Regions from separate parts of the Homo sapiens genome. Here all the other regions are linked to region 1. A link is a loop called in an ENCODE intact Hi-C map of the cell type or tissue named here. Cell type or tissue: endothelial cell of umbilical vein. All regions are shown on one strand.

Region 1 (5,000 bases):
TGCACGTATGTATAGGAGTATGTGTGTGTGACATGTGTGGTGTATATGACTGTGTATGGTATGTGCGTGGTGTGTGGTGTGTGTGTGGTGTGTATATGTATGGATGTGTGCTGTGTGTGCATGTGTGTGGTGTGCGTATGTGAGTGTGTGTGGTGTGTGGTGAGTGTGTCTGTGGCATGTATATGTATGAATGTGTCCTGTATGGATGTGTGGTGTGTGTGCATGTGTGTGTGTGGTGTGTGTATGCACATATGTATTGGTGTGTGGGGTTGTGTGTGGTGTATGTGTGGTATATGTGTGGTGTGTGTATGTGTGGTATGTGTGTGGTGTGTGTGCTGTGTGTGTGTGTATGTGGTGCATGTGTGTAAGATGATCAGCTCTGCATTTGACAAAAACAGGACACGTATATGGGTTTCCTTCCTCTGGGGCCCACCTGGGGCTGGTGCACCCTCCGGAAGCCCTGGCTGGATGGAGCCCCTGGGGGAGCCAGTTCCCAGGGACTCCCCATCCATGTCTGGCTCAGCTCTTCTGTCCTCCAAGCCCTCTGTCTGCTCCTACTCAAAAACGCCGCAGAGCCCTGTGTTCACGGCTCCCAGGCTCTCCCTCTGGCCTGGCCCGAGGCCTCTCCTGGAGACGCTTTCAGGCAGGGGGTCTGTGTGGCCCCACGAGGAGGTCCCCGGCCACTATCCCTGCCTGGATTCGGAAGGGGTGGAACCACAAGAGGCACCTGGGGAAATGGCAGAGCTGCCCCCAAAGCAGCCCTGACTGGAGCTCTGATGAACACAGGCCTCGGCTTCCTGCATGGGAGGCAACGAGCGGGGTGGGCCCAAGGCCGTCTGTGTTTCTGGCCTCAGCCTCTGTGGCGGAGGCACAGCAGAGGGGCCGCCAAGCATGTTTTCCACCAAATTCCGCCAGTCTTGCAGCTGCCTGCAAGTCCTGCCAGAGTCTCACGGTGGACCTGGGGCTCGGACTCCACAGGTGTTATGGGTTTGTGCTTTTCCCGTCTCCAGGGGCACCTCAGTGGGCAGTTTAAAGAGGAAGTCTGCAACCGGGGCAGCCAGCCTGATCTTTAAAACAGAAACCTTTCTCTAACAGATTTTGAAGTTAATGAAAAACAACATAATGCTTTCATTCTAGAAAATATGAATCGCTTTTTATAGATCTTTTTATTTTCCTTTGTTTCATTAAAGCCAGACTTAGGAGTCAAAAAGAAAAAAAAAAGATGTGGGATCTACAAGGTACAATTTCCTATTATCATCCATCTTCCCAGGAAGCAATTTTCTTGTCTACATATAAAAGTACCCTAACGCTTGAAGCAGAGAAAACCAACCAGGGACGGCTCCCATGCTGGGAGTCCAGGGCTCGCACAGCAACGGCCACCTTCCCGAATGACCTCGTTCTGGGAAATAAACGGGAATATGTTCCACAGCCGGATGGCACCCAGGAGCTATGGGCAGTCAGGACAATGTGTCCCACAGCTGGAAGGCACCTGGGAGCTCTGGCAGAGCTGGGAGGCTGGGGAGGCCGGGGACCCTGGCTGCCACCTCTTGCCTGCATGGTTCTCCTGCTTGCAAAGGGGACAGTGCCCAAAGCCACTTGAGCCACTGGGAAAGTGGTGAGGGAGAACTGGGGTGTTGGGTGTCTCATTTCACTCTGCTGCACCCCCAGCTCCAGCCAGGGTGGTCGGCTCTCTCTCCATCTACTACAAAGCCTCCTTGACTCTGGAGGGGCCCCCCAGTGCCCATGCCTCTGCAGAAACAAGTGTCCCAGCTCCAGCAGAGCCACCGCCCTCTGCCTTCCACCCTCTGTCCTCTGTCCTCTGCCCTCTGCCCTCTGTCCTCTGCCCTCTGCCCTATGGCTGGCCCTGGCTGTGAAGTGGTCTCCCTCTTCCCCTTTCTACCCGGGGCATGAGGACTGCCAGTCTCACAGGAGGCATTGTGGATCTGGGCTGGAGAGCCTGTGCAGGGCTCCGGCTGTGGTGGGAAGGTGCCTGGCCATGAGACGCATCACTCAGTGCTTCCTTGTGACCAGAAGACGTTGAGGAAGCAACGGTTTGCTCCCAAGGGACTGGCTACCCCACATACGCACGTGTATATATACATGCACAGTTCATGTTCACAATGCACACATGTGTGCTGTGCACAAGCAAACATACGCATATAAGATACAGTGCACACACATGTGCACATCCACACAATATGTGCTCATACATGCATGTACACACATGCACACCATGTACGTCAGCATGCATCTGCAAGTACACAGTGCACAACGCGTGCACACACACACACACACACACACACACAGCTCTCTCCTGATCCTGCTACCCTCCCCTCACCTCAAAGGCAGGATCAGGGGCCTCCCTACCCATGTGATTCAGTGACACATGGCTGGGGCAGGGACCCGCCCCCTTGGCTCCCAGGTACACAGGCACCCAAGTCACCTGCTCCAGAAACCGTCCCAGAGACAAGTTCCCCCGGACCGCTGCACCCGACAAATGGCTGCTGGGGCGAGACCAGCCCGGGGACTTGCCGCGTGGCACCTTGGGGCGCTCAGTAGCAGGGCAAGACGCAGGCACTAGTCTGGCCAGGGCCACAGTGGGGCGGGGGGCGCAGGTGGCCCCAAGCTGGTTGGAAAGAGGGCTCTCAGGTGCCAGGGCACGCCTAGGGGTGAGATCCAAGCCAGCCCCTCAGGCCTCAACAAGGCGGCTCCTCCGGGAGGTGAAGGTCGGGCCACATTCCTGCGGAAGCTGGAATTCTGACATCAGATTTTCCAAGCTAGCTTTGGGGGAGGAGCCGGCAGGGAGCCAGGAGGGAGCCGAGGCCAGCGGGGGGTGGGGCGGGGTGGCTGAGGCTGTTCCAGGTTCCACAGGCCTGAGGTCCTGCTGGCCTCCCCCTGGGCCTGGGCTGCCCACTGGCCGCCTGGAGCATCCCACGCAGAGGGTGACTTTCTCATCCCAGCACTGGCCTGGCTGAGTCACATGGGGGCTGGGCCAGGGGACTCTAAAAATAGCCTGCGCTGGCGCTCGCTGGACCAGCCGGGAAGTTATTATTAGGCTGCGGCAGGGCCTCCTCCTGGGGTGGCCTCTCCTCTCAGAGCCCGGAAGAGGGAGGGGCTCGGTCAAGGCTGTGGGGCTGCCAGGTCACCAGGCCCTGGACACTCAAGCCGGGTCCCTCCGGTGGGGGCAGGGCAGGGGCTGCGCCCTCAGCCTGACTCCCACCCACACGCCCCTTCTTCCTGCGCTTCCCAGGGATGACCAGGCACTGTACGGGGGCAGCTCCTGGTTTTTCTGCCCCGCGAGGACCTGCTGTTCCATCAGGAGGGTGACTTTCTTCCCCTGCCCACCCTGGGGAGTCTCCCACGTCTGTGGGGCCTTTTCTGGATTCACTCTCTGTACCCACTGCTCACGCAGGGCCCAGTGCAAAACAAAACTGCGAGGCCACCCTTCAACAATGACTAAGTATTCGGGGCAAGTATGGGGCCTTGGGGGCAGCCACTCTGGGCCCTAGCTGCACCCCCATAAAGCCAGCCTTGCACCCTGTCCCCAGAAACCACTGACGTGGGGCCTGCAGGGGTGTGAGATACATCAGGGTGCAGCCGTCCCCAGGACACCTGAGCCGAGACCCTGTCTCCATGGAAACAATAGCTACCAGGCCAGCAGCTCCCAGCTCACCGCTGCCGCTCATGTCCAGGCCGTGGTCCTTGGAGTGGTCACTGCTGCGAGGGAAGGAGCCCCCAACAGCTCCCGTGAACCTGACCCTGGAGAGGGAGGCTGTGCTCTAAACCCCTCTCCTGAGTCTTCAGTGAACCCTTGTGCCCCTGGACAGGCACTGTTCTGGGGACGTGCTGGCCCCGCCCTCCCCTGGGCCGGCCCTGCTCAGCCAGGAGGACCACCCTAGTGAAGGCCACTCCCCATCCCCATCTGAGGAGGGTGCACTTTTGCAACAGAGAAAGCCCCAGGCTCAACCCAGTCAGCGCTGCCTCCAGCCCGTGGGACCCAGAACACAGCTCCAGTCCTTCCACTGCAGAGACCCTGGGGGCAGGGCCCGGCCCCAAACGCAGAGACTCAGAGTTCGTGTGGATGGTTGACCCTGAAAGTAGCTTCATGTATTGTCTGATTATAAAAATGATACCCCTTGTAAAAAATACAAACTACAAAAAAGTAAAAGCAGGTTGTGTCCCCCCAAGACCTTTCCCTAGCGGTTCCTACAGCCGCTATGGAGGCCAGCGCAGGAAAAGGCGGGGGTGCGGGCGTGAGGCCAAGTGCACCTGTGATTTGGTCCGGGCACAGCTTGGCGTGTCTCTGTGCTCCTCCCTCTGGAGAAGCCCCGCCTACATTGAAGGGCACGTGGGCCGGTGCCGTAACTTGCTCCACCCAGACCTGCCGATGGACATTTATATCACGTCTGCTTTTTTGGCCGCTGAAACAAGCAGCCGAGGTGCCTTTGGGCCTGTATCTTTGCCCACCTTCTGATTGTTTTCTGGACAAATCCCCGAGGAAGACACCAGGTCACAGAGCACACTTGTTTAACATTGTGAAACCTACAAGGATCGGTGGAGATTTTATCCCTAAGGGACTCAGGGCCTCTGCGGGGTGAAGGTCGGAGGCACGAGCCACACTTCCCAGACCGCTGGCCAGCTCACTCCCCAGCAGCCGCTAACCCTGTCTAACCCCTGCTGGGCTCCTCTTTCCTTTCCTGTAATCCCAGCTACTCCTCCAGGTGGTGAGAGCACCTGAGCTGTGGGGCCGGCACCAGGAGGCTGTGTTGCTGTTGTCAGGCACGGGGCTGTTTCCCCATGGAGGAGACGCAGCCTCTCTGGACAGCCGCCTCCCCCTCTGGTGTCCGGACACAGTGTTGTCATGCCCAGACTTTGCCTCCTGGTCTGTCTGCTCCGGGGAGGGTGCTGGGAAGAGCACTGCCATGTTCATTACCAAATGTTCAGCGGGGACCCCAGATGCTGCCTGGTCCCCGTGTCCATGAGCAAAGCTCCCCCGGGGA
Region 2 (5,000 bases), 56 kb after region 1:
ATTACAGGCGTGAGCCACCGCGCTGGGCCCCCACTGTTTTTTTTAATTGAATTTTTAGTAGAGACGGGGTTTCGCCTTATTGGCCAGGCTGGTCTCAAACTCCTGACCTCAGGTGATCCACTCGCCTCAGCCTCCCAAAGTGCTGGGATTACAGGTGTGAGCCTGCGCTCTGCTGATATTTTCTTGTTGGTGACTGCACGTTTGCCTTGAGCTGTGAGCTCTCATAGAACCAGATGACCATTTGGGCTCACTGTTAACTGTAGCCCTTCTGTGGATGCCCCGTGGGCACCTTCGTATCCATCAGTTTCATCTCTGGCCCTGGGAAGCGGGAGGAGTTCGGGTGGAGCTGGAGGGTTTTCCTTCCGACGAGGTATGTGGAGTCCCTCTGCGATCCTGTCTGGGGAGGGGAGAAAGGGGTGGCAAGGCTTCTCTAGCTGTCACTGGGTCCTTGAACCCCCGCTGGCCTGGTGCTGCTGCTGGTGCTGACCACACACAGACTCATGGGAGAACTGGGCAACTTGGCCACTGAATCTTCATTGTGGGTGTTTGCTTTGAATATTTCGTTTTCAGCTCTTGTGTTTCTAAGTACCAAAACACTTTTTTTTTTTTGTAAGAATTCCAGTGCACCAACAATAAAACCAAGGGACCAACTGAGCCATTTGGAAGTGGTGGCTGGGGACACCCATACGGTGGTGACACTTCTGGGTGACTGGCTGGTGCTGGGTGTTTCTGGGCTGCCAGGACAGCAGGAGGTGGGGGTGTTCTGTGCCAGTGAGCTTCGTGCTGCGATGTGGATAGAGGGCCGTCCTTCCGGCCGCTGCTGCTCTCAGGTCGCCTCTCATCGGCACAGCGGCGCATCACACGGCAGCAGCCTGCCTGGCTCTCCTGGTGGGTGGGGGCTGAGGGATGAAAACGAGGCACTCCCTCCCCACCACAGCCTACTCCCGTGGGTTCGGGGCGTTGGAACATTCTCCAAACCCCTCCTGCTGCCTGGCCAGGTCCAGCTGGGCACAGTGCACGCCCACCTGCTGGGCCCTCCTCACCGTGGGCTCCGCCCTGGGCCCTTTGGACACCTTCCCTGGCCCTGACAGCAGCTACCTGGGAATGCAGCATGAGGCAGGTGCCTTTTGCTGAATGAGGTGAACAGCAAGAGGGAGAAAAGGAGAGATCGCCTAGCAAAGCAGCGAGGCCAGAGGCTCCTGCCGAGCAGAGGAGGAGGGCCATTGGCGCAAGGACACACCCATCCCTCATCACACTGCTGGGACCTGCCTACCCTCTCTGCTGGCACGCCGGGCTCTGCCACATGGGCCTGTCTGGGCCTTGTCCTCCCCAGCTGCGGGGAAGGGCTTCTTTCAGTTCCCTTTGGGTGAACACAGAGGCCCAGCTCCTGCCGCTGTGTGTGGTTCTGGGTCACTCAGGACCACTGATAATCAAAACCACCAACTTTGGACTACACAGAGCTATTAAGGAGCTTAGCTAAATTTAAAAAAAGTGCAGCTGATATTTATGTCCTTTATGTGCCAGATAGTGCTGTAAGGATGTGGTGTGTCTCTAGGTATGTCAGCCCTGACGTTTGTGCCGTAAGGACCCGGAGTGTCTGCAGGCAGACCTGTCATCCCCGCAGCCCTGACGTGCGTGCTGTAAGGACCTCGAGTGTCTGAAGGGAGACCTATCATCTCCACAGCCCTGATGCCTGTGCTGTGTTGCTCCATTGCACAGATGGAAAGACAGGGGCTAGCGAGTGAGCAGCCAGTGTGAGGCCCTGCGGTAGCAGGTGGAGGGGGCAGGGTGTGAACTGAGCTGGGGCTGGCTCTGGCATCTGAGCTTGTTAACGACCGACTGGGCTAGAGGCAGAGTGGGCCGCACCCTGACCACCACCTCTGTCCCCCACTGCTGTGCCCCTCTGTCTCACTGTTTCCTGTGGTCCCTCCTGACTAGAAGAGACTCAGGCCTGCTGAGTAGCATGCAGCACAGGACGAGCCTGCAGAGCCCTCTTGGGACTTACACACTGGGGATTTGACAGCTCATGTCTGGCACCGCAGATAGTCTAGGAAAAGGTGACTCATCCAAGAGCCTGGCCGGAAACCCACAGGGTATTGGCCCAGGTGTGCCGAGAGGCTGGCCGGAGGGACCATTGTGATACTCAGAGGAAAACGCCTGTGGCCCATGGGGGGGCCTTCAGAAGAATGTCGGAGTTTCTCAGCTGGCAAGATGCCCCTGGTGGCAAGATGCCCCTGGTGGCAAGATGCCCCTGGTGTGGGGCCCCTCACCTGGACCAGAGGCCTTCCCTGAGCTTCTGTTTTGCAGGGAGGTGCCTGAGCTGCACAGCTTGCCTGGGAGGAGTCGTGGTTTCTGGGGGTGGGGCCTTTCGTAGGGCTGTGCTGGTGCTGTCCTGGGGGAGGGGGATGCTGAGCACGCCCGCCCGGGGCTGCTTTCCCTGGGAGGGATGCTGAGGCTGCCCAGGGCTGCTTTCCCTGTGAAGCAGCGTGACCCAGGGCTCTTGGTGGGGATGTGCCGTTTGCTCTTTTTCATGTGTCTAGCCCTTGGGAAGTGTTTTTGGTACTGCTGGTTCTCATGCTCTAGTCCTGGTAATGGGCTAGTGTGCTTGTTCTGGCTTTACTCGGTAGCGTTTATAACAGGACAGGATTCAGAGGACACTGTTGCTGAGGGAAAGTTTGTGCCACTTAACCTGGTGTTGCTTCTGGCCCTGCCTCTGCTGGGCGTCTGTCTGCAGCGTGCCTTGGAGTGTTTCCCTTGCTCTGCTGATTGCTGAAATGCAAGACCTGGGCCTCTGGAATCCCATTGAAAGAACTTGTTTAAAGAAACATCAGCTCGGTTTATTTCATACACAGCTACTTTTTGTAGATACTGAGGTTTTGTTGAGATGTTGGGGTGTACGTGCCGTGTGAGGTTTTGTTGAGATGTTGGGGTGTGCGTGCCGTGTGAGGTTTTGTTGCGATGTTGGGGTGTACGTGCCGTGTGAGGTTTTGTTGAGATGTTGGGGTGTGTGTGCTGTGTGAGGTTTTGTTGATGTTGAGGTGTGTGTGCCGTGTGAGGTTTTGTTGAGATGTTGGGGTGTGTGTGCCGTGTGAGGTTTTGTTGCGATGTTGGGGTGTACGTGCCGTGTGAGGTTTTATTGAGATGTTGGGGTGTGTGTGCTGTGTGAGGTTTTGTTGATGTTGAGGTGTGTGTGCTGTGTGAGGTTTTGTTGATGTTGGGGTGTGTGTGCTGTGTGAGGTTTTGTTGAGATGTTGGGGTGTGTGTGCTGTGTGAGGTTTTGTTGATGTTGAGGTGTGTGTGCCGTGTGAGGTTTTGTTGAGATGTTGGGGTGTGCGTGCCGTGTGAGGTTTTGTTGAGATGTTGGGGTGTACGTGCCGTGTGAGGTTTTGTTGAGATGTTGGGGTGTACGTGCCGTGTGAGGTTTTGTTGAGATGTTGGGGTGTGTGTGCTGTGTGAGGTTTTGTTGATGTTGGGTTGTGTGTGCTGTGGGAGGTTTTGTTGAGATGTTGGGGTGTGTGTGCCGTGTGAGGTTTTGTTGAGATGTTGGGGTGTGCGTGCCGTGTGAGGTTTTGTTGAGATGTTGGGGTGTGCGTGCCGTGTGAGGTTTTGTTGAGATGTTGGGGTGTACGTGCCGTGTGAGGTTTTGTTGAGATGTTGGGGTGTGCGTGCCGTGTGAGGTTTTGTTGAGATGTTGGGGTGTGTGTGCCGTGTGAGGTTTTGTTGATGTTGAGGTGTGTGTGCCGTGTGAGGTTTTGTTGAGATGTTGGGGTGTGTGTGCTGTGTGAGGTTTTGTTGAGATGTTGGGGTGTGTGTGCCGTGTGAGGTTTTGTTGATGTTGAGGTGTGTGTGCTGTGTGAGGTTTTGTTGATGTTGAGGTGTGTGTGCCGTGTGAGGTTTTGTTGAGATGTTGGGGTGTACGTGCCGTGGGAGGTTTTGTTGAGATGTTGGGGTGTACGTGCCGTGGGAGGTTTTGTTGAGATGTTGGGGTGTGCGTGCCGTGGGAGGTTTTGTTGAGATGTTGGGGTGTGCGTGCCGTGGGAGGTTTTGTTGAGATGTTGGGGTGTGCGTGCCGTGGGAGGTTTTGTTGAGATGTTGGGGTGTGCGTGCCGTGGGAGGTTTTGTTGAGATGTTGGGGTGTGCGTGCCGTGGGAGGTTTTGTTGAGATGTTGGGGTGTGCGTGCCGTGGGAGGTTTTGTTGAGATGTTGGGGTGTGCGTGCCGTGGGAGGTTTTGTTGAGATTTTGGGTTGTACGTGCCGTGGGAGGTTTTGTTGAGATGTTGGGATGTGCGTGCCGTGTGAGGTTTTGTTGAGATGTTGGGGTGTGTGTCCTGTGTGAGGTTTTGTTGAGATGTTGGGGTGTGTGTGCCGTGTGAGGTTTTGTTGCGATGTTGGGTGTGTGTCCTGTGTGAGGTTTTGTTGAGATGTTGGGGTGTACCTGCTGTGTGAGGGCCGGCCTTGTTTCTGTTTACTGATGCCTCCTGGGCCTCACACAGGGAGGGGTGAACAGAGGTCTTAGGGAGGGTGTTTTTCTCTTTTTTTTCTTTTTTTTTTAATTTTGTATTTTATTTTATTTTATTTTATTTTATTTTATTTTATTTTATTTTTTGTAGAGATGGGGTCTCAGTATTTTTTTTTTTTGAGACAGAGTCTCGCTCTGTTGCCCAGGCTGGAGTGCAGTCGTGGGATCTTGGCTCACTGCAACCTCTGCCTCCTGGGTTCAAGCCATTTTCCTGCCTCAGCCTCTGGAGTAGCTGGGGGGTGTTTTTCGTTTTAAAAGGCCTGGAATGTGGTTTCTGTGAGAGCCTTCCGGAAGCTCTGGGGAGGTGCTTGTCCTTGTTGCTGGGCCTTGGGGCGTGAGGCAGCTGGTAGGCACGGACTTCTGGTGGTAAGGAGCTGTCTAGCCTGGAAGCCTGCAGCCCACCTGACGATAGAAACGCAAAGCACACCTCAGCATATGGTCTGCGGAGTCCTCCCGGGGGCTCCGGATTCGGGGTGTCCGT
Region 3 (5,000 bases), 72 kb after region 1:
CTGGAGGCGTCACTTGGCATGGGGGACTGGAGGTCACCATGGGTGGCCTGGAAGGGTGGCCGGTGACGACGGGCTCCTGTGAAGTCACTGGAATCTGGAGTGAAATGGCTGGTTACGGATACGTGCGCCAGAGCCTCGTGGTGATGGCGCTGCTGGTGATTTTAACTCTTCTGTGCTTCCCTCCCGCTGAATTTCCCCAAATTTCTGAAACAAGTATGATTGACTTTTGAAAAGCAATTTCCATTTAAGTTGAACAGAGAAAGAAACATGCATGCATGTCAGGAGGCGGCGCAGCGCGGCGAGGCCACGGTTCTCTCCTGCGCGTCAGAAGGCGGCGCAGCGCGGCGAGGCTGTGGTTCTCTGCTTGTGCCCACTTTGTGTTTGTAAATAGCGAGTCGGAGTCGGAGCTGGAGCTAGTTTTTCATCATCTGTCGGCTTCTGCAGACCAATGTCATCATTCCCCGTCCCCTGGGTGGCCCCTCCCCCGCCATCGTTACGCTGTCATCAGCAAGATCACTGTCACTAGGACTGCGTGTATTCCAGTCACAGCTGAGCCATGTAGTGTGCTATGACTTGATTTTTTCAGTTTTAAAAAATAATACAAACACATTTAAAAAACAAGAGAGCCAGTGTGAAAACAGTAGGCAATGAACAGTGTCCACAGAACTCAGAGGGCGGACAGGAGATGGACCCAGGGCAGCTTGGGCCCGTTCCTCACCTGTTACCTGCTGGCAGCAGGAGTGAGGGCCGTGTCTGGGCAGGAGGGGCTGGTACATCCTCACAGGGGTGGCAGGGGGTCCGATTGAGGAGCAGTTGGGTGGCCCAGCCTGCTTCTGCTGCTGCCAGCACAGCCCATGGTGTGCTCTGTGGGGCTGGCAGGGATCCTGGCATGGCCTGTGTGATTCGAGGTCAGAAATCATGACGGGGAAAGGATGCGGCCATACCAGACGGAACCTTTGTCCACAGGGTCCCTGTAACCAGAGCTGTTGGGACGCGGGGAGCAGGCGAAATTTCTGGGCCAATGTTTAAACCTGCCTGAACTCCAGCCTCTCCCTCTTTGTTGTTTGTATGCCGTGCTCAGAAGCTAGCCAGAGGATTCCGTTCAGAAACGGGGCCTGTAGATAATTGCGTTTTGTGTATGCCATGATTTCAAAGTTATACTTGTGTTGTTTCTTAGAATTTGGCCGGGCATGGTGGCTCATGCCTGTAATCCCCCAGCACTTTGGGAGGCCGAGGCGAGGCGGGCAGATTATCTGAGGCCAGGAATTCGTGACTAGCCTGACCAACATGGTGAAATCCCGTCTCTACTAAAAAGACAAAAAATTAGCCGGGCATGGTGGTGCACGCCTGTAATCCCAGCTACTTAGGAGGCTGACACAGGAGAATCACTTGAATCCGGGAGGCGGAGGTTGCAGTGAGCCAAGATGGCGCCATTGCCCTCCAGCCTGGGCAACAAGAGTAAAACTCCATCTCAAAAAAAAAAAAAAAAAAAAAGGATTTGATCCTCTCTAATGATAAGTTGTCATTTTAAATAGATTCTAGGGTATGCAGCCCTTTTCCCAGTGGATTCAGTTTGCTAGCAGACATCTTTTGGAGAAATTTGCCATCATGTGTAGACTTAAGCTGATTTTGTCTCTGTATTTGATGAAAGAGGAGGATATTTCTGAATTATCTCTCATCAGAAGGTATCTGTTCCTCTGTGTCCCCGTTTTCTTTTATAGTTCTCTTGCTCTGTGAGGTTCAGCTAACAGGAATAATATTCTGAGAGAAAACTGAATTTCGAGACAGCTCTCTGTCCTACTCGGGAGACGCAGCTTGCAGACTGGGTCCTTTCTCACGGGCCTTCCTCCTGCACCGCCTGGACACAGTTTGTGCTTCTCATTTGGTGGAAGGCCCAGTCGTTACTTCCTTTTACAAAACTATTTTTAGCTGCAATGTATTTATGGCTGCACAGACAAGAGGACTTTTCTCATGAAAGGAAATGCTTTTCCACAGGGATAAGCGAGTCGTGCGGGGCAGGATTTCCTGAGGAATCAGCAGCACGGCCCTGGGTTCCCACCCCCCAGCACAGCGCCCACCCTGTGTCCCCAGGAGGCCTTAGCCTGTGCTGCGTCTACAGGGTTAAGGCACCCACAGTGCTTTTTTTTTAAATGACTTGTATTTGAAAGTTTTAAGGAAGTCTTTGGAAGGAAATGAGTTGACGTTCTGGTGTGTGTCACCATCGGTGGTTGCCGTTTCTTGGAGTGTGGGTTGTGGTCCCGCTTTCTGGTGTATGTCGCCATCAGTGGTCACTGTTTCTTGGAGTGTGGGGTGTGGTCCCGCGTTCTGTGTGTGTTGTCATGGTGGTCACTGTTTCTTGGAGTGTGAGATGTGGTCCCACGTTCTGGTGTGTGTCGCCATCGCTGGTCACTGTTTCTTGGAGTGTGGGTTGTGGTCCCACGTTCTGGTGTGTGTCGCCATCGGTGGTCACTGTTTCTTGGAGTGTGGTGTGTGGTCCCACGTTCTGGTGTGTGTCGCCATCAGTGGTCACTGTTTCTTGGAGTGTGGGGTGTGGTCCAGGGTGTGGGGGCTGCTGCCCAGGCCTCCCGGCTTTTGTGGATTGGAATCCACATCTGCGCCACGTGCAGGGTTCCTGCCCAGTCTCTGAAGCCCACTAGTCCTTCTGACCAGGCGTTCACTCTGCCTGCCTGCTGAGGGAGCGCTGGGGTCGTTTGACAGGCGGCACCCACACCCTGCAGGGCCACGTGCGCATGCGGGCTCGAGGAAGCTGTGGGAGTGCCTTCCCACTAGGCTTGCTGTGCGGGTTCTTGAGGCAAAGGGAAGGTGGAGTTTGCAGAAGGTCCTGGATGGTGGGTCAGAATGTGGGCACCTGGTTCCAAACCCTGAGGGTCCCTTTGCCAGGGCCTCCGGTAGGGGCCGCGGTCCAAGCCGAGGCACTCGCCCCTCCTGTCCTTCCTCAGGCCCCACTGGCCACAGCCTCCACTGCTTCCAGCATTTTCTTCCTGTTGGGACGGAGTCCTGCCTTGGGAAGCCTTCTGCCTGTAGAGGTTTCTTGCCGGTGTGCACTGCACAGCTTGTGGGTCTTGTGTGTCCCAGAACCCCGAGTGCTCCCTGCCAGCCAGGGCCCAGGCAGTGCTTGGTGAGTGGGAGAGGGATGGCCCTGCTGCCCTGTCCTCCCAAACGGTGTTGTCTCATGGCCTTCAGAGAGCAGACAGACCAGAGGTGGCCTCGGACTCCAAGAGACGCTCCTGGCTTTCCACTCTCGCCCTGTGCAGACCAGCAGTGCGAGGGGTGTTGTGGGGTTAGGGGGTGACGCAGGTTATCCCATGCCAGGGAGCCCACAGCCTCCACCCAGGGCCACGCCTGGCGCCAGCACAGGGAGGTCACAGAGGAGGCTGGAGCAGGGCGTGGTGGGAGGGCACCGATGTGCAATGCCATGCCAGGCCTCGGGGAGCCCCTCGACGAGACCCATGGCTCCTGCACGGATGGTTTCACATTGTCAACACGGCTGGAAAAGGACACGGTCTACAAGTGGAGGCTCGAAGGTGGCTGAGAGTTATGGCACCTGGGCTTTCCAGAAGTTGGCTTGAAATAATTGGTCAAGGTATGTGGCTGGCGAGGGACGCCAGGGATGCGGCCTCCTGCAGTGGTCAGATGCCGTCCTGTGGGATGGGGCCTCCTGCAGTGGTCAGATGCCGTCCTGTGGGGAGGGACAGTGTGGCCTTCATCCGTGGTGACGCCGTCCTGTGTGGGGACTGACAGTATCGTCTCCGTCTGTGATGATGCCGTTCTGTGTGGGGAGGGACAGTGCGGCCTCCATGATGTCCCCCACACTGTCCGCGCTAGGAGTGCAGGTGGTTTCCAGCAGCTGTCTGCCGGCAGGGAGGCTGGGAAGTCAGGCTGGCTGTGTCCAACACCTCCTGGGGCACAGAGGAGTGTGGGGGAGACACTGTTGGAACACAGGTGTGGACATTGCGACACGTGTAAAGATGTCAGTGGGGCCTGCGTTCGAGGATGTTCCGACCACCATGCTGGTCGCACCCTCCAGCGATGGGTCCTCGGTGCAGTGATCTCAAGCGTCGCGTCTAGAATCACCGCACCCCGTTGCTTCCAGACAGCCTCGGTAGCGTTGAGTCCCCTCTTCCTCTTCCTGGATGTACACAGGGGCCACGTGCCGTCTTTGGAGGTCGTGAGTGTTTGAGTCTTTTCATCTCGGCCCCTGCTTTGCTCTTTCTGGCATTGCCATCTGAAAGAGTCTAGCCCACTTGTCTTTAGGGCAGCCTGCCGTGTGGGTCACTGTGGTCATTGCTCGCTCCGTGGTTAGCTGTGTCCTGTCCGTGGTTAGTTAGGTAGTTGGTTGCTCCATGGTTTTCACTTAGAGATTTTGGGCAGGAACATTACCAAGGTGAGCTTGGGCGCTTCTTGTGCCATCAGCTCTGGGGGCCCAGGCTGCTGTCACAGGGAAGGTGGCATCGCCCCACTCCCAGCTTGGCGGGAGGAGGCTCCTCATGTATGACGCCATTTGGGGATCTTCTGTGACTCCTCTATGGGTCCTTTGCCCGTTTTTCCATCAGTTTTGTTTTGTTTTGTATTTTCCCTTGACTTTTAAGAGTTCTTTCAATTGCAAGAAGATTAATTATCTGTGATATATATTGCAAATATTTTCAACCAGTTTGACATTTGTCTTTTGATTTTGCCATGCCAAAGTTTAAAAAAAGTTAGAGTTGACTCACTCTTTTTAAGGATTGTGTTTGGATTTTGAGTCATAGTTTATTTTTCCATATGAACTTTAGAATCACCTTGTCTGGTTTGGGCTGGGCGGGGCGGGCCGCTGGCAGGCTGTGGGACAGGCCAGGGCTATTTCTGCGCTCGCTTGGAGAGGACTGACAGCTCTATGGCGCCGAGTCATGGTCCCTGGAAACAAGAGAGGTCTTTTCATGGACTCAAAGCTTTTGTTCGTTTCCTTCAGGAATGTCTTAAAGTTTTTCTCTTACACAATG
Region 4 (5,000 bases), 120 kb after region 1:
TAAAAAAAAAAAAAATTAGCTGGGTTTGGTGGTGCACACCTGTTGTCCCAGCATCAGGAGGCTGGAGGCTAAGCCAGAAGGATAACTGAAGCCTGGGAGGTGGAGACTGCAGTGAGCTGTGATCACACCACAGCACTTCAGCCTGGGTGACAGAGCGAAATCCTATCTCAAAGACAAAAAAAAAAAAAAAAAAGGCATATTCAAGTGGTTGCTAGTTAATATTGTACTACTTCATGTGCAATGTTGAAATCTTGAAATCACATAGGTTTCTATATGGCATGTATTCCATCTGTGTACGTTGAAAATCCCAGTTGGAAATATTATTTCAAAAAAATGCTTTATTGGATAAACAAAATGTGTGTGTGTGTGTGTGTGTGTGTATTTTCTATACCACACACATATATGCAATGTAATATTCGGCCATAAAAAGAATGAAATCGTCTTTTGCAGCAACGTGGATAGAACTTGCTTTACTTCTTCCGTGAAACAGCTCAGAAAGTCAGTCCACATGTTCTCCCTTCTAAATGGGAGTGAGGGATGAGAGTCACCTAAGGGTACAGTGTGCACACGATTCGAGTGGTGGTTACACTGAAAGCCCTGGCTTTAGCCCTGTGCAAAACAGCCACGTCACAAAACTGCACTGTACCCCTTACATGTATACAAATTTAAAAAATGAACTCAGCATCAGCAAACTGCACTCCCTCCACCCTGGTTTGCAGCCCAAGCCAGCCTGCTGCACGCCTTTGGAAATCGAGGTTGTGGACGCACAGCCACCCCCAGTCGCTCCTGTCCCTTGGGGCTGCCCTTGCGCTGCTGAGCAGGGACCACAGAGCTCCCATGTCCATTTGGTTATTTATGGAAGAGAACCAGCCCTGCCTTCCTGGATTCCTCAGAAAGGGCTGATGGGGGCAAAATTTCCCAAATTTTTGTACGTTGAAAACTGTTTTGTATAGTTTTGGAATTTGAAGGATGCTTTGCTGGATAAATCGCCCTTGGTTCAGGCCTCATTTCACTGAGATGTTTAGGAAAGGTCATTCTGTTGTCGTCTTAGTGCGTATGTTGGGTTTGAAGAGACTGGTGCTGGTCCGATTCTTTACATTTTATTTTTATTTTTATTTTTTTCTCTTTGAGATGGAGCCTCGCTCTGTCGCCAGGCTGGAGTGCAGTGGCACAATCTCAGCTCACTGAAACTTCCGCCTCCCGGGTTCAAGCGATTCTCCTGCCTCAGCCTCCCAAGTAGGTAGGACTACAAGCGTGCGCCACCAGGCCCAGCTAATTTTTGCATTTTTAGTAGAGACGGGGTTTGACCATGTTGGCCAGGATGGTCTTGATCTCCTGACCTTGTGGTTGATCCGCCCGCTGCCTCGGCCTCCCAAAGTGGTGGGATTACAGGCGTGAGCCACCTGTTGTTTAATTGATCTTTTTTACCTGGAGGCCATGAGGATCTTATCTTTATCTTTGAAATCTTGGAGTTGATTACTTTGGGTTAATTTTCTGAAGTATTCAGTGAGCCTTTCAGTGTATAAGTGCGGGTCTTTTTCTGTTTTGAAGTTTTCCTGGGTTATAGTTTTAAATGTTAGGTGTTTCAGGTGAGTGTGTAAGTGCGGGTCTTTTTCTGTTTTGAAGTTTTCCTGGGTTATAGTTTTAAATGTTAGGTGTTTCGGGTGTCCTTTGGGTCCCTGATCCTCCAAATGTTCCTCCTTCTCTGCCTGTCTCCCACGGTCACTTCTTTCTCTCACGCTGTTTTCTCTGTGCGATTTTGCTTTCTCAGTGGATTTTTCTGGTTTTGATGCCCATGTTGGGGTTTCCTTCCAGTGACTCTCCTGGCGCCTGCTGTGGCTGTCCTCCTCTGTCATGACTGTTCTGTGCTTTGCCTTTGCCGCCCCCGAGGTTGATGGGCGCTCTCCGTCTCTTTCTCCCAGTGGTCCATTCTGTGTTTTAGTTTCGCATCTCTGATGTGAGGTGGTTTTTCATATTCTCGACTGCTTGAGTAGATTTGATTTTATCTGCAATGTGGGCTCCCGTCCTGTTCTGCCTCACGGTCGTTTTCCTCAGGTCGGGCACGTTTTCCTCAGTTTGTGTGTGTACAATTTTTTGTCTTTTTTTTACAGCCGTTTTGTAGGGACTTCCTTTTGCTCATCTTTAGTGGGAGTATGGGGTTTGCAAGATTCCTAATTTAATAGCACCCTCTTGTGTTGGTATTGCAAAGTCCAAGTGCATTCGCTGGCTTTGGAAGTTGGGCAGTGATTGGGGTCTGGGAGTTGTTCGTTCTCTGATTTGCTGGCGCTCTTTCTCTTTCAAGTCCCTCTTTTCCTGCCTTTTCTTCCTTTCTCCTTTGCCACCTGGTGACTCAGGGCTGCTACTTCTCTCTCTTTTTAGAAATATTTTTCTCTTCTTCGTTGGTAGTGTCTCAGTAGTGCCCTTGAAGCATGGCTGTCCTGCTAGGCTGGGCCTCCCACTTTCCATCACAGCAGCCTCCAAGTCTCGCCTTGTGTTCCAACCCACGCTCGGATGTGCTGGGATGCTCTTCCAGAATCTTCAGCCTCCGGACTTGCTGGCTGTGTGTTTGACTCTCTGTGTGTCTCTTCCCTGGTGTCTCCCTTCCCTCTCTTGTGGTGTTTCTTGCTGTGCCTTTGTGCTTCACAAAGCCTCACACCCCAGCGGGGGCAGTCCCGGAGCCCGAGAGATCACCTTCTGGAGTCTGGATTTTTCCTCATTTTATTCACTGCTATTTGTAGCTCCCAATTTTATTTTATTTATTTATTTGTTTATTTTTTGAGACAGAATGTCGCTCTGTCACCCAGGCTGGAGTGCAGTGGCACAATCTCGGAGCACTGCAGCCTCTGCCTCTTGGGCTTATGTGATTCTCCTGCCTTAGCCTCCCAAGTAGCTGGGATCACAGGTGTATGCAACCATGCCTGGCTAATTTTTGTATTTTTAGTAGAGACGGGGTTTCACCATGTTGGCCAGGCTGGTCTCGAACTTCTGACCTCAGGTGATCCACCCGCCTCGGCCTCCCAAATTGCTGGGATTAGAGGTGTGAGCCATTGAGCCTGGCAGCTTCCACTTTTTCTTCAAGCCACGCTGAGGCTGCAATTTGGGTTTTTCTCTCTATATAAGTTACATATATATATGACATAGTTTATATGTTACATTCATTATATATCACATCCCCTGCCTACATAGAAAATTGGGGAGCAAATTTTTGGGACTAGGCTGTCTTCAGCTACCCTGGAGGCTCATTCTATGTATTTTAAAGAACCCAAGAAGAAAAAATATAATCTTTTATATTTACCCAGATGCTTCCCATTTTTCCTGCCTTTCCTTATTCTTGGAGATCCAAGCTGCCCCCAGATCATTCCCCTCCAGCCCTGCCCAGCCATCAGTTTCCAGCAGACCTGCTGGTGGAACATTTGCTTAGTTTTCTTTTGTGTGAAAATGTTTCCCTTTGCCTTCATTCCTGAGGGATATTTTCAATAGATACTGACTTCTGGGTTGACTTTTTTTTTTTTTTTCCTTAAGCACTTTAAAGGCCTTGTTCCACTGTCTTTTGGCCTCCAGGTTTCCTGATAAGAAATCCGTGGTAATTTGAATTGTTGACTCCTTCCTGTATGTGTGTTCTGTTACTTCTGTCCAGTTGGTTTCAGAAGTTTTTTCTATTAATACATCTTTGTTTTTCCTCAATTTGATTATGATAAAATGTGGCACAGATATGCCTAGATAGGAATTTCTTTGAATTTATCTTGTTATTTGTTTGAATTTATCTTGTTATGCACTCACTGAGGTTCTAGAATCTGTAAATGTATGTCTTTCACTAAATTTGGGGACATTTTGGCCGTTGTTTTTTCCAAGTGTTTTTCTCATGCACCATCTGTTTCTCCTCTCCTTCTGTTGCTCCGACTACGCGTAGAGTAGATGTGATGCCATTTTCTGGAGGCTCTGCTGGCTTTTGCTGAACCTTTGTGCTTTCTGTTCTTTGATTTCAGTAATTTCTACTGACTTATTTTCAGATTTGCCAGCTGTTCTCTGTCATCTTCATTTTACCATTGAGTTCTTCTGGTCATTTATTTTAGATGTTGTATAAATGTTTTTAGTTTTTGAAATTTCCATTTGTTTCTCCTTTATAGTTTCTGTTGAAATTTTCTGTCTTTTCATTTATTTCAAGAGTATTTACTTTGACCTCATGGAGCATGTTGTAGTTGTTGCTTGAAAACCTTCCTCTGCTGTGTCCGGCATTGGTGTTGTCTTAGTGGTGGCATCTGTCTGTCATTCTTTCTATTAAATGTGGGCCATGTTTTCAGATTCCGATAACTCAGGGTTGTGTCCTGGTCATTGTGGATGCTGCGTTGTATAGACACTGGCTTTTCTTACGGTTCTCAGCATGCACGCATTCACCCTGATGAGGTACAGACCATAAGCTCAGTCTCATGCTGGGTGCTGGTCAGAGCCCACCTCACTGCTCAGAGCCTCTGCTCGCTCACGTGGGTTGTCACACATGTGTGTGTTTGGGGTTATTGGAGACTCAAGCGGCTTCATACACAGACTTAGGGTTCCCTCTTCCTAGCTCTTCCCTCCAGGGTTGCCCCACACCGTCCGGCTAGCCTGGGTTTCTTTCTGTTGCTCTTCTGGCCAGAGAGAGGGTGGGGTTTCCTCTGGATTTGTAGGGTCCACATTCTGCTGCTCCCGTAAGTGTGGCCCAGGCTTGGGCAAAGCCCGAAGAGGGAAAGAATAAGAGGCTCGCCCTGTGTATCACTTCTCCAGGCTCTGACTCCCGGCGCTGCCTGTCTGCCTCTCTTTACCTCTCAGCCTCCTCGGGCACATGTTTTGTTTGTAGTGTGTGGTTGTCCTCGGCGGGAACAGTGGCCTCCGAGGGCCACATGCTCCCATGGCAAAACCGGAGCCCCTGCTGATATGCCCTTGTAGTGCCTTTTAGTTGATGCGTGTCTCTGTATACCTTCTTTTCTCTCGGCCGTTTCCTGTTCTTCTTTGCCCCTCTTTGC
Region 5 (5,000 bases), 110 kb after region 1:
CACACGCCTTCATTCTGCCTGGGTCCATTCCTCAGGGAGACTGTTGGCTGTAGGGTGGGTGTGTGTTGAAGGCTTCAAGGAGCTGCCCAGGTGAGGTGCCTGGTCACGCCTGCAGCCAGTAGGTGGGAGTCCTGGTCACTCCATGTGTCTCTCACAGTTGGTGCTGTCCTTTGCCTTTCGGCTCCCTGACACCGCTAAGTGCCTCGTAGCAATATACAGTTGTGGGAGCTGGCGTGTTCAAGATCGCAGACTGTGCAATTCTTTCTCTCTGTTCTGAAGTGAGATTTTGTGGGTGTGCACAAGAGCCCTCTGTCAGTATCCACAAGGTGGATTCTGGTGTTCGTTTTAGCCAGCACTTAGATTCTTTACAGACAGATTGTCAAGGCTTGCTGTGGAATGCACACGTTAGCAGTCTGCTGTGCCCTGTGGACAGCCCGAGCTCACAGCAGTGCAGGGGTTCCTGTGGCGACTGTGGGAGGCCCCTTGTTGGCTCCGTGTGAGGCCCTCCCAGCTCATGCCCCACTGCCCTCGAAGGGTCGTGTGTTCTGCTAGAGTCTGTTTGGCTGTAGTTTGGTCCTGTGCTTGGCACTGGGGCGGGGTGGGTGTCATAGACCAAATTGTGTCCCCCCAAGTTCATAGGTTGTGCTCTGACCCCAGTGTAATGGTATTGAGGGGGGTGGGCCCTTTGGGAGGTGATGGGGTGAGATGAGGTTATGCGGTGGGCCCCCCGGATGGGATGGGTGCCCTTACAAGAAGGGACACGGGATCAGGCTCTCTCCACAGGGCGCAGAGGCAGCTCTGTGAGCCAGGAAGGACCCTCACCAGGAACCAAACCGGCCGGCTTCTTGGCCTCAGACTGACAGCTCCAGAACTGGGAGAAATACGTGTCTCGTTTAGGCTCTCTGGTCTGTGGCATTTTGTGATGGAGCCTCTGCCGACCGAGGGAGGGGCTGAGGGTGGACAGGCTGGGAATACCTCACCTTGGGTGCTCCCAGGAGGCTTCACGGGGAGACCGGGGCCGGGAGCTGCTGCTGGCTCCACACCTGTCCTGAGAGGGTCTGTCCTGGCCGCTGAGCAGGTGGGTCTGGAGGGCGGTGGGGCTGGCGGTGCTGGGCGCGGCTCCCAAGATGCGTGCAGCTGTCCGCGGTGGCTGCCTCGTCCAGCAGCGTCCCTGCCAGAAGTGGGTGCTTTGAGGGCCAGTGCCTGGTCTGTCCCGACTCCCTCTGTGTCCCCAGCTGCCAGCAACGTGCAGCGGATGACAAGTGAAATGAACGAGGGAGTGAGAGCCGAAAAAGACACCTTCCAGGAATCGTGGTGAAAGCAGCGAGCACAGTGTGGTCCGGGGCTGGGGGTGTGAGATGGCTGGGATTATAGTGAGAGGCGAGACAGGGGATGCAGACGGGTAGATGCCACAGGGCCTCCTCTTCCCCGTGAAAAGCTTCAGACTTTCTTCATCCTCAGGGTAACGGCAGCCACGGACAGATTTGTGAGGACCTTTGGTTGGAGTATTGGAAACCGGGAGGGGTGAGGCCGTGGAGAGAGCCGTGTGGGGGAGGTGCCCAGGCTGGAGTGGCGGCGTCGGGTGTGGAGAGAAACTGGAGATAAGGGACGCGAATCTGACTCGGTGACTTTGTTGTTGATGTTGATGTCTTCACTGGTTGCCATTGCCCAGGAGGGTGTTTACAGCACAGCGCTCTGATCAGCAGCTGCGGATCTACTCTTGGTGAAGAGCAACCATTAGATTAGGCTCAAGTGTGGAAATTAACCGCAAACCAGATTCTAAAAGCAGACCTCCTGCCAGTGGTCTGGTCTCCTTTGGAAGACAGTGTGATCCTTGTCTGCCTGACGCAGCTCAGGCCCATTCCTACCAGCTCAGTAAGGGCCGGCATGGCTGAGAGCCCATCGTGGACCCTGGGAGGAGACTGATGGGAGGCTCCCCTTTCTGGGCTGTGTAACCTCACCGTGCCCCGCTTCCTCGTGAGCATGCACCCATGGCTGGCAATGACTGTGAGGAGTGACAGAGTGAATTCCACCGGGCCGGCAGCACCATTCAGGAAGCACTAACTGCTGTGAGGGCCTGGAGCCCTGTGCCCTATGGTGGCCGCCCCCTCTCCCTCCAGATGTGCTCTGGTGGCGGGGGGGGGGGGGGGCGTGGCGTGGGGGACACGTAGAAGGAAACATGGCTGTTTATTTCCTTTCCGGATGGGGAAGGCTTTTCTAAACTCCACATAGTTGAAGGAATTTGTAGAGGCAAAGACTGATGGATTCGAGTAAATAAAACTGGCAGGACTTTTCTTAGGCTCTTAGAGTTTAAATGTGATTAAAAGGCAGACTGGGAATATATTTTTAAAAACAACAATAGGCTGGTTTAACAATTTTTATAAAGAACTCTTATAAATGAAAGAGAACATGTAAAATTCCAATAGAAAGATGGTCAAAAGCTTCTCTTAGAATCTAGCCCAGCCCCATCCAATAGAAATGGTGTGTAAAGTGCATATGTCATTTCAAAGTTTGAAGAGTCACATTTTAAAAAGCAAAAAGAAATAGGTGAAATTATTTTAATAATATATTTTATTTCACCCAGTGTATCTAGAATGTTATCATTTCAACATATAATCAGTATACAGTTATTAATGAGACATGTTATCTGTTTTTGTGTGGCCTTCAGAACCGGGTGTGTTTGACCCTGAGCCGTGGCCGCACAGATGGCAGGAGCGAGGGGAGGTGGCTGCCAGGTAGTGCCCCTTCCTTGCTTACAGCTGAAGCAGCACCTGGCATTCCCATTCTTGGCCTCTGGGTGCCGAGGGTGGGTCCATTTGGCTGCCTGACGTGTGTCCCCAGCACTGCAGATGGGTGGTTCCTCTTTAAGCTACCTGGTGTTATACAGCAGTGGCCTCAAACTTGCTCTTGCCCTCTGACCCCAGCCCTCCCCTCCTAAGAGCTCCAGAAACACAGACTCCACGTGAGGGAACCCCAGCTCTGTTGTAGGGCAGTGCGCTGCCCGCCTGCTCAACTTCAGGTGACGAATGGCCCCATCCTCTCGAGCCAGGGCCCTGCAGCTGTTCAGTGTCTTCATGAACTTTCAGTGACTCAGGAAAGTGGCTGAAGATAAAAATCTCATCGTACATCTTTGAAGGGAGTTGTGTTACATTTGCATGCATAGCGGAAGATTGGCTGTGGGGCGACGGGAGACCTGAACAGAAGGTTCTTCTGTGTCCCCTCTTTTTCTGGAAGTCTCCAGTGTGGCTCCAGGGTTGGTGCTAGTGGCTGTGGAATGAGTGTTCACTTGCTGCTGCGTGGTTTGGCCCTTCCCTCTGCATTGTGCGGACAGCCCTGTGCTGCGGCAGTTCTCCACATGCATTCCACACGTGAGCATCCATGAGGGGTGGGTATCCACAAGGGAATGGCATCCACGATGGCCAGGTGGCCTCCGGGGAAGCTGTCCTCCAGGGAAGGCATCCATGAGGGAGGGTCCATGAGTGGAGGGTATCCATGAGGGAGGGGTGTCCACAAGGGCAGGGTGTCCTCCAGGGGAAGCTGCCCTCCAGGGAAAGACAATCATAAGGGGAAAGTGTCCATAAGGGGAAGGCATCCAAGAAGGGTGGGCGTCCTTGAGGGGAGAGTGTTCTTGAGGGCAAAGCGTTCTTGAGGGAACGTCATCCTCGAGGGAAAAGCATCCTCCAGGGGAAGGTGGCATCCATGAGGGAAAGGTGTTCATGGAGGAGGGCGTCCTCGAGGATAGGGTACCCTCTAGGGAAAGACATCCTTCAGAAAGGCATCTATGAGGGGATGATGTCCTCCAGGAAAAGGCGTCTATGAGGGAAAGCCATCCATGAAGAAAAGGCGTCCATGAGGGTAAGGTGTCCATGAGGGGAAGGCGTCCATGAGGGAAAGCTGTCCATGAGGGGAAGACGTCCATGAGGGGAAGGCGTCCATGAGGGGAAGGCATCCTTGAGGGGAAGGCATCCTCCAGGGATATGTGTCTGTGAGGGGAGGGTGTCCTCTAGGGAAAGGCCTCCATGAGGGAAAGACGTCCTTGAGGGGAGGTGTCCTTGAGGAAAAGATGTCTATGAGGAGATGGTGTCCATAAGGGAAAGGTGCCCATGAGGGGAGGGTGTCCTTGAGGGGAAGGCAAGCTCTAGGGAAAGGCATACATGAAGAGAGGCCATCCTTGAGGAAAAGGCATCCATGAGGGAAAGGCTTTCATGAGGGAAAGATGTCCATGAGGGGAAGACATCCATGAGAGGAAGACGTCCATGAGGGGAAGACGTCCATGAGGGGAAGACATCCATGAGGGGAAGACATCCATGAGGGGAAGACATCCATGAGGGGAAGACATCCATGAGGGGAAGGCATCAGTGAAGTGAAAGTGTCCATGAGGGTGGGGGGCGGGTGGGGCCTCGGTCGCACCTGCCATGACCCTGGACTTAACCTTGCCCTGCCCTGTGCGGTGGTGGGGGCCGGGAGGCGGCGGGGGCGGCGGGGGACGTGCTTCTTAAACTAGAGCTGATTTGTGGGAGCTTCGATGGCCCAAGCCCGGACTTTGTTCGGGTTAGAGCCCTGCGTTTCCACCTCTGCCCGTGGCGTCTCCGGCAGCAGCTTCTGGCTCCATCTGCAGATTTGCTTAAGTCACTTGCCCTATCTCTGGGGGGAAGGCTGCTGCATGTGGTCAGTGTGGTAGAACCCACAGTCTCCCCAAAAAACCTCTAGGCTGTGCTTGGGTGGGGCCTGCTGGGTCCCACACCCCTCCCCATGGTGGCCCAGCCCCACGCAGGGCCAAGGAAAGGCAGCTCCAGATCACACAGGCTGGCCAGGCTGCCTGCGGTGAGGTCATGGAAACTCATGGTGTCCTGTGTGCAGGGCGGAGAGAAGAACAGGCCCCTGCCCACACAGCTGCTCCGTGTGCCCTGGCCGGTCCCATCGGCTGCGCCTTGAGGAGGCTGTCTGACCAGGGGCCTGTGGGAACCTGGGTCTGGTTGGTCACAAACAGGCCTCTTTCT

What was found. Hi-C counts contacts between places; a loop is a spot of excess contacts. Peaks named below come from ENCODE experiments on the same cell type or tissue, not always from the same donor. Only the 100,000 strongest peaks of a DNase experiment are listed, where the experiment ranks them.
Region 2: it touches region 1 in a loop (6-fold over the local background); 19 of 110 quality-filtered maps call a loop at or near these places.
Region 3: a loop joins it to region 1, with 6 times the contacts of the local background. A loop is called at or near these places in 20 of 110 quality-filtered maps.
Region 4: it touches region 1 in a loop (5-fold over the local background); 37 of 110 quality-filtered maps call a loop at or near these places.
Region 5: a loop joins it to region 1, with 3 times the contacts of the local background. A loop is called at or near these places in 36 of 110 quality-filtered maps.

The regions. Positions count from the first base shown.
Region 1 is chr10:132,514,444-132,519,443 of GRCh38, forward strand. LOC107984282 (a long non-coding RNA gene) reads right to left here. Exons shown (of 4, transcript NR_158224.1): 2 at 3,674-5,000. Among named protein-coding and RNA genes, the nearest start is that of INPP5A, 21 kb to the right of the region's middle. RefSeq lists enhancers at 1,719-2,226, 2,227-2,735, 2,736-3,243, 3,752-4,259. In endothelial cell of umbilical vein, no CTCF peak of the experiment used is centred here; a DNase peak (open chromatin) is centred at 2,908; H3K27ac peaks cover 676 bases.
Region 2 is chr10:132,570,071-132,575,070 of GRCh38, forward strand. All of the region lies in intron 1 of INPP5A (inositol polyphosphate-5-phosphatase A), which reads left to right. Among named protein-coding and RNA genes, the nearest start is that of INPP5A, 35 kb to the left of the region's middle. RefSeq lists enhancers at 266-1,036, 1,506-1,645, 1,806-2,575, 2,146-2,295, 2,306-2,355 and 4 more. In endothelial cell of umbilical vein, CTCF peaks have their summits at 2,250 and 2,503; a DNase peak (open chromatin) is centred at 2,071.
Region 3 is chr10:132,586,540-132,591,539 of GRCh38, forward strand. The region is part of intron 1 of INPP5A (inositol polyphosphate-5-phosphatase A); the gene reads left to right. Among named protein-coding and RNA genes, the nearest start is that of INPP5A, 51 kb to the left of the region's middle. In endothelial cell of umbilical vein, no CTCF peak of the experiment used is centred here; DNase peaks (open chromatin) are centred at 1,992 and 4,832; H3K27ac peaks cover 1,970 bases.
Region 4 is chr10:132,635,809-132,640,808 of GRCh38, forward strand. All of the region lies in intron 2 of INPP5A (inositol polyphosphate-5-phosphatase A), which reads left to right. Among named protein-coding and RNA genes, the nearest start is that of INPP5A, 100 kb to the left of the region's middle. In endothelial cell of umbilical vein, a CTCF peak has its summit at 2,203 (motif pointing left); a DNase peak (open chromatin) is centred at 2,183.
Region 5 is chr10:132,626,329-132,631,328 of GRCh38, forward strand. The region is part of intron 2 of INPP5A (inositol polyphosphate-5-phosphatase A); the gene reads left to right. Among named protein-coding and RNA genes, the nearest start is that of INPP5A, 91 kb to the left of the region's middle. RefSeq lists an enhancer at 2,197-5,000. In endothelial cell of umbilical vein, no CTCF peak of the experiment used is centred here; no DNase peak of the experiment used is centred here.